2 separate regions of the Homo sapiens genome follow, and region 2 is linked to region 1. The links are chromatin loops, found by intact Hi-C in ENCODE. Cell type or tissue: PC-9. All regions are shown on one strand. Each heading gives the region's core, and the rest is flanking DNA. Links, peaks and the distances in the headings are about the cores only.

Region 1 (2,925 bases), core at 282-2,781:
GGACAGTGCAGTGGTACTGTCTCCATTTATATAAATCGAGTAGGGCAGCTAACTTTCAGAAGGCTGGCAGTGGGCAGGGGTGCAAGTTACTTCATTGTTGAACCATTATTGCCATCTATTGGGCTCATCGTGCTATTGCATTGTGTGAGCCCTGAAAGATAGTAGTTAAATCAATTTAGAACTTTCGAACCATTTAGAACAACCTCGCTGACTTTTTACTTGAAAATCTTTTTTATATAACGGATATTTCTGGGTCTGACTGAAGCCCATAGCTATGGAAGAATGTAATGCTTCATACTGATATGAATATTTAACCTAGCAGAAATGTCCATTAATTCTTCAGGGGAAAAACAATTCATTTAAATGAGTGTATATTGGCTACATATGAAGCTGAATTATTTCTGATGGAGTTAGATTTCCAATCATGCTGATATTTAAGGACTTACCCATGTTATCCTGCCCTCTTAAAAATAATATCAGCATTTTCTACGATATGCACTTCGTTGTGATGACAATACATCCATCAAATAAGCTTGCAGACAAATCATAGGATAAAGTTGGCCCTTCACGATTTTTATGTAGTGACTTTGCTGCCAAAGCCCCAGAGTTCCTGCCCCAGCTCCTAACTTCTTTGACTTCTGCAAGGTCCTCTCTGGCCTTGGGAAAAATGTCAACACAAGATCACTGAGCTATGTGCTGGCCACGCATTGCATGGAAGAGTCGCGGCTTGGGAAAGGAGGGAAAGATGAAGGAGGGATAGATAGTATATCTGTTTTCGGGGTCATAGAGACCCTGAGAGAGTGTTTGTATATCAAAATAGAATACATGTACCATAGAAAGCAAACTGTATTAAATGCCAGCAAACTGTTTTCAATGCCACGTGTTTAAAAACATATAGAGAAAAAATATTGACACGCATTTTTTAATAGAATTTTGAAATTTTAAGTGCTATTTATTAACAAATCCAGTTTAGGAAAAAATCTATATTCAAAATGTCAGTATAATTTTCTATAACGAATAAAATTTAAATCCTTGAAAAAAATAATTTTAAACAGCCCAACTTCCAAGGAAATCTGTAATTGATTTTAGGTAAAATATGTGTTACAAATGCTGTAAAGCTAAATGTTGAAATGGTGACATGATGATCTGTTATTAAAATTTGACAGGAGAAGCTGATACGGAAAGTGACGACGACGATGATGATGATGACTGTAAAAAATCTTCAATGGATGAGGTGGGTACTTAGGGCTTCTGGTCCCTAAGGCATTCCACCACCCTGTACTCTCCTGGGTCTGTCTCATGGTCACTTTCTGCCATCTAGTGGCAAAAAGTAGATTTGTGCCTTCCAATTGCCAGCTTCAATTTTTGAGGCAATTAAATGGCTTATGAAATGTTCCACAATCCGGAGAAGATATGGCGTTTAGAAAAATGATCAGAACTGTGACATTCATTGCATTGTTTTAATTTTGGAACACTAGAGCTACCTATTTATATAAACTTAGGCATCCCGAGTAACTTGATTAGCTCAAAAATATTAATTGCACAGAACCTAGAAGAGAATCAGAAGCAGATCAACTGGAATTTTAGAATTTTGTCTTACCAAAAGTTTATACTGAAACAATCTGGGCAACAGAGAGAGACCTCACGCCTTTAAAAAAACAAGTTAAAATGAAAGATAAAACACATCCAGGTGCAGTGGTGTACACCTGTAGTTCCAGCTACTAGGGAGGCTGAGGCAGGAGGATGGCTTGAGTCCAAAAATTTGAAGCTGCAGTGAGCTATGATCACACCACTGTGCTCCAGCTTAGAAAACAGAGCAAGACACTGTCTCTCTTTAAAAATACGTATTTTAAAGTTTATATTGAATCTGCTTTCAAATTTGTTAGATATGTTCTGTCTCAACGCTTGTAGCTCTACAATTTAGTAAAAATGAAACAAAAAATAAGCTGCTCTTACTTGATGTCCTTCCTCTTAGAATTATTTTTTAATGTCTAAAGTTTTGCTTAATTATGTTCCCTCACTACATTTCAATTTTTGATTTCCAGGAGGAAAACAGCTTACCATGTCTGGCAAAGTATATGTTCCTGAGAATGATTTCAATTGTGTATAATTTCTGATCAGTGATTCTAAATAATTTTTAAACTCTCTTACTAATTGGATAGTCCATTTGCAAATGAATGTTTCCCAGTTAACATTTGACCCAAATATTACTACCAGAATTTTTAAAAGAAACTCATCTCCATGCATTCTCTCTTCTAAAAATGTGAGACAATATTAGATCACTCTACAGAGGCCCATTTTGTGCCAACACTGCATTATTGGTTTTCTTTTTCATTAAAAACTCTATCAAAGTAATATGTCATAGCTAATAATAGCAAAAGCAACATGAGATTGTAGTACCACTTGCCAGGCACTGTTCTAAGCTCCTTCACATAAATTAACTTATTTTTTAATCAAAAACCCCTATATGCTGTAGGAACTGATTTTATCCTAATTTTACAAATGAGTCAAGTGAGGCACAGAGCAATTAAGTAAGTTGCCCAAGGTTGCCCGGTTTCTAACTAGTGGACTTGGGATTCGAAATCAGGCAGGCTGGCTCTAGAACGCGAGCCATTAATCCCTGCACTATGCTTTCCTGCTTGTCTAAGACACATCAGGAGCCAAGAAGGGAGGGAGGGAAGAATGTTGATGAAGGAAAGCAGTTGTTTACCCACCCCTGCCCATTTCCACAAAGCAATCTTTTTATTATTATTATCAATTTTCCCTTCATTTGGTGGTCACCTACCTAACAATTTTCTTATTGTACAGTGAATTCTTAATTTACGAATCCGATGAGAACACATGGACACATAAAGGGACATGGGGCCTACCTGCGGGTGGAGGTGGGAGGAGGGAGAGGATCAGGAAAAATAACTAATGGATGCC
Region 2 (2,925 bases), core at 229-2,728, 1.9 Mb before region 1:
CAAGGATCAACAGCCAGCAAGAAATGGAGGCCTGCCAACAGCTACACAAGTGGCCCCAGAAGTAGACCCTTTTTTCAATAGAGATGACAGTTGGCAATTGGCTATGATTCCAAAATTATGGGGATAAATTAGGAATGGAGAAATGGATTTAATAATCACTAGGGCCAGGTGTAGAGGCTCATGCCTGTAATCGTAGCACTTTTGGCATCCAAGTGAGGCAGATTGCTTGAGGCTAGGAGTTCAAGGCCAGCCTGGAAAGTATTGCAACACCCTGTCTCTACAAAAAATAAAAATAAAAATAAATAGGTGTGGTGGCAACTGCTTGTTGTCCTAATTACTAGGGAGGCTGAGGTGGAAGAATTGCTTCAGCCCGGAAGTTCGGGGCTGCAGTGAGCTGTGATCGCACCACTACACTCTACCCTGGGCTACAAAGTCAGACTCTGCTTCTAAAATAAAAAAAGAGAGAGAGAGAGAATATCTCAAATATAGGTAGCATTTAAAGCTGTGGAACTGGATGGGATAACCTAAATAAAATTTATTGAGAAGAGACAAGACCCAGGGCATGAATGAATGAAATGAATGAATGAAATATGAATATCTACATTAAAACACAATTCCCTTTAAAAATTAGAACACATAATGGGAATACATATAGGTGTTAAGTTGTCCATACTGGGAATATTCAATACTGGACATTACTACTGAAGAAAATTTCTTAAACTTCTTTATGATGTGACATTTATACACTGAGAGTGTGTGTTAAGGTTGCTGTGGGGACTTTAACTCTTGAACTTCCTGATACTTGGTGTATTTTCATTTTAAACCTTCCTATTCTATCACAATAAATTTACAAGTTAAACATGTATAGCTATGCACCGTGGCTTTGAATGTGTCTGAATTTCCAAGGAAACATGCACTATGGTATTGGCTATTTATGAGTGTGGAGAAATCTAAGGAAACGTATTTTCATTTCTTATTCCTCAGCAAATTACAGCTCGACATGGGCCTTTAAAAAATAGACTTGCTTTACTTCAAACAACTTGCTTACCTTGAGGTTTTCTGGGAACGTAGGGCTGTATACTTCTGAGAGCTCTTTCATAAATGATGGGATGTGCTGCAACCTCTCAGCTCCAGGCACCTTGAAACAGGCAGGGGGGTTTCTCTTTTGCCTTCCGTGTTTGCTTAAGGGAAACTAAAAGCAATCTTCTATTTGAGGTCAAGTTCTATTACACTGAAAACATTTAGTCTTCAACATACACGATTAAGATAGCACATCTGTAGTGGTCACGAGGATACATGCCCAACTTGCCCCATAGAAAGATAGTAAAGGAATCTCTTGTGTTGGTGGAATAATAGGACTGAAACATATTGAACTTCTTGAAGGGAAAGTATAAGTAGCATCCTCTTCTTTTGCTTTCTGGACACATATTTTCCCATCTCCAGAAAGACTGAGTCCCCAGGGAATAAAGACTATTGATGTGGCCTTAAGTTTGCAATTTGTGCTTCCCATAAAAATTCCTCCCCCAACTATGTATGTATGTCAATCATGATATGTCACCAGCAGGTGGCAACAGCGAGTGCAATAGAATGGAAAACCCCAGGTCAGAATCTCTGCAGATCACTAGGAAGGGTAGCATGCCAGTGTACACAGTGTATGCAGAAGGGAAATGACTGCTATTTATTTTTTTTTAAGTGCTTTACCACTCTGTCCTACCTCTCCAAGAGTCCATTTTCTTTCTTCCACAAAAATTGATTTAGACCAGAGGTCAATACTCTTATTAATCAGAGGGAGGTCCTTTTAATAGCCTGTAGGTCTTTTCCTCTACATCAGGGACAGGGAGGTTTGCCCTTGTTTGTTAAAGAGTTCTCATTTTCTGACTTGCCTGCCCCTATGGGCCTCTTAAAGCAACTCTGAAAACAAGTGGCAAAGAATAATTTTTTACTAGAAGACTTAGCAAGAGCCAACTAATTTGACCCATTAAGTGGGCTATCAGAAAGCTAGGAGGAGATGACAGGGGTTGTTTGCCAATATGAAAGAAAGAGAGATATCACTGTTTTTTTTTTCTTTTTTTTTCTTTGTTTGTTTGTTTGTTTGTTTTTTTGTTAAGCTGGCAGCTGCTGTAGTCGGATTCACTGGCATTGACTGCCACCTGGTTGGGGAGGAGTCCTATATCTTTGCAGATTCCATCTCAGAGATGAGACATTGTCCCCCTGTAATTGCCTTTGTGTAATTTCAGGACTAGCATCATGATAGATACTATATGGCAGAGCAGGCATGCTTGGGCTTGTCACATGTACAATGAGGGACTAGAGCTGTCTTTCAGGTCCAAGGAGCAAGGTTATTTGAGGAAAGCTCAGCTGGGAGTGAGTGTTCTTGAGGAAACATCTGCTCCATAGGGATGTAGACCCTTAGAAGAACATCCTTTGCAGGTTGTGCATGAGACAAGCCATAAATTAGTAGGATGAGCTCCCCCTGTAGTCTACTCTGAGTACAGAACTACCTTACAGACAATTCAGTTAGGCCTCAGACATCACAGTGCACCAAGGCAAATAAATCCACAAGTGGGAGGATATGCTTACAGGCACAGCCTTAGTGGGGGAACTGTGAAAATTATCCCTTCATGTTTCTCTGAAAGCAAGTGTATGAGCATTTTATGGAAACCTAGTGCCTCCCATCCCACTTGGAATCTGAATTGCTTGCAGTTTCCTGAGATGCCACTCCAGCCATCCATGAGGCCTGTTCTCACTTCACACATACTCTAAGACAAACGACTTGTCATATTATTGAGAAGATGGGAAACTATTTATATTACCACCTAAAGAAAGCGCATTATAAGAAATCAGGCTATGACTTTGGTTTTGCCGATAGCTGACATTTCAAATTCGGGCAAGTCACAAAAATTTCATTTCCACTTACTTATGTTA

The links. A loop is a pair of places that touch in the nucleus more often than their neighbours do. Peaks named below come from ENCODE experiments on the same cell type or tissue, not always from the same donor. Only the 100,000 strongest peaks of a DNase experiment are listed, where the experiment ranks them.
Region 2: a loop joins it to region 1, with 16 times the contacts of the local background. A loop is called at or near these places in 11 of 110 quality-filtered maps.

Annotation. Positions count from the first base shown.
Region 1 is chr20:8,721,188-8,724,112 of GRCh38, forward strand. PLCB1 (phospholipase C beta 1) reads left to right here. Exons shown (of 32, transcript NM_015192.4): 15 at 1,167-1,234. Among named protein-coding and RNA genes, the nearest start is that of RNU105B, 110 kb to the right of the region's middle. RefSeq lists silencers at 1-229, 1,231-1,280. In PC-9, for the core only: a CTCF peak has its summit at 1,332 (motif pointing left); no DNase peak of the experiment used is centred there.
Region 2 is chr20:6,827,430-6,830,354 of GRCh38, forward strand. No RefSeq gene overlaps it. Among named protein-coding and RNA genes, the nearest start is that of BMP2, 61 kb to the left of the region's middle. In PC-9, for the core only: CTCF peaks have their summits at 1,546 (motif pointing right) and 1,745; no DNase peak of the experiment used is centred there.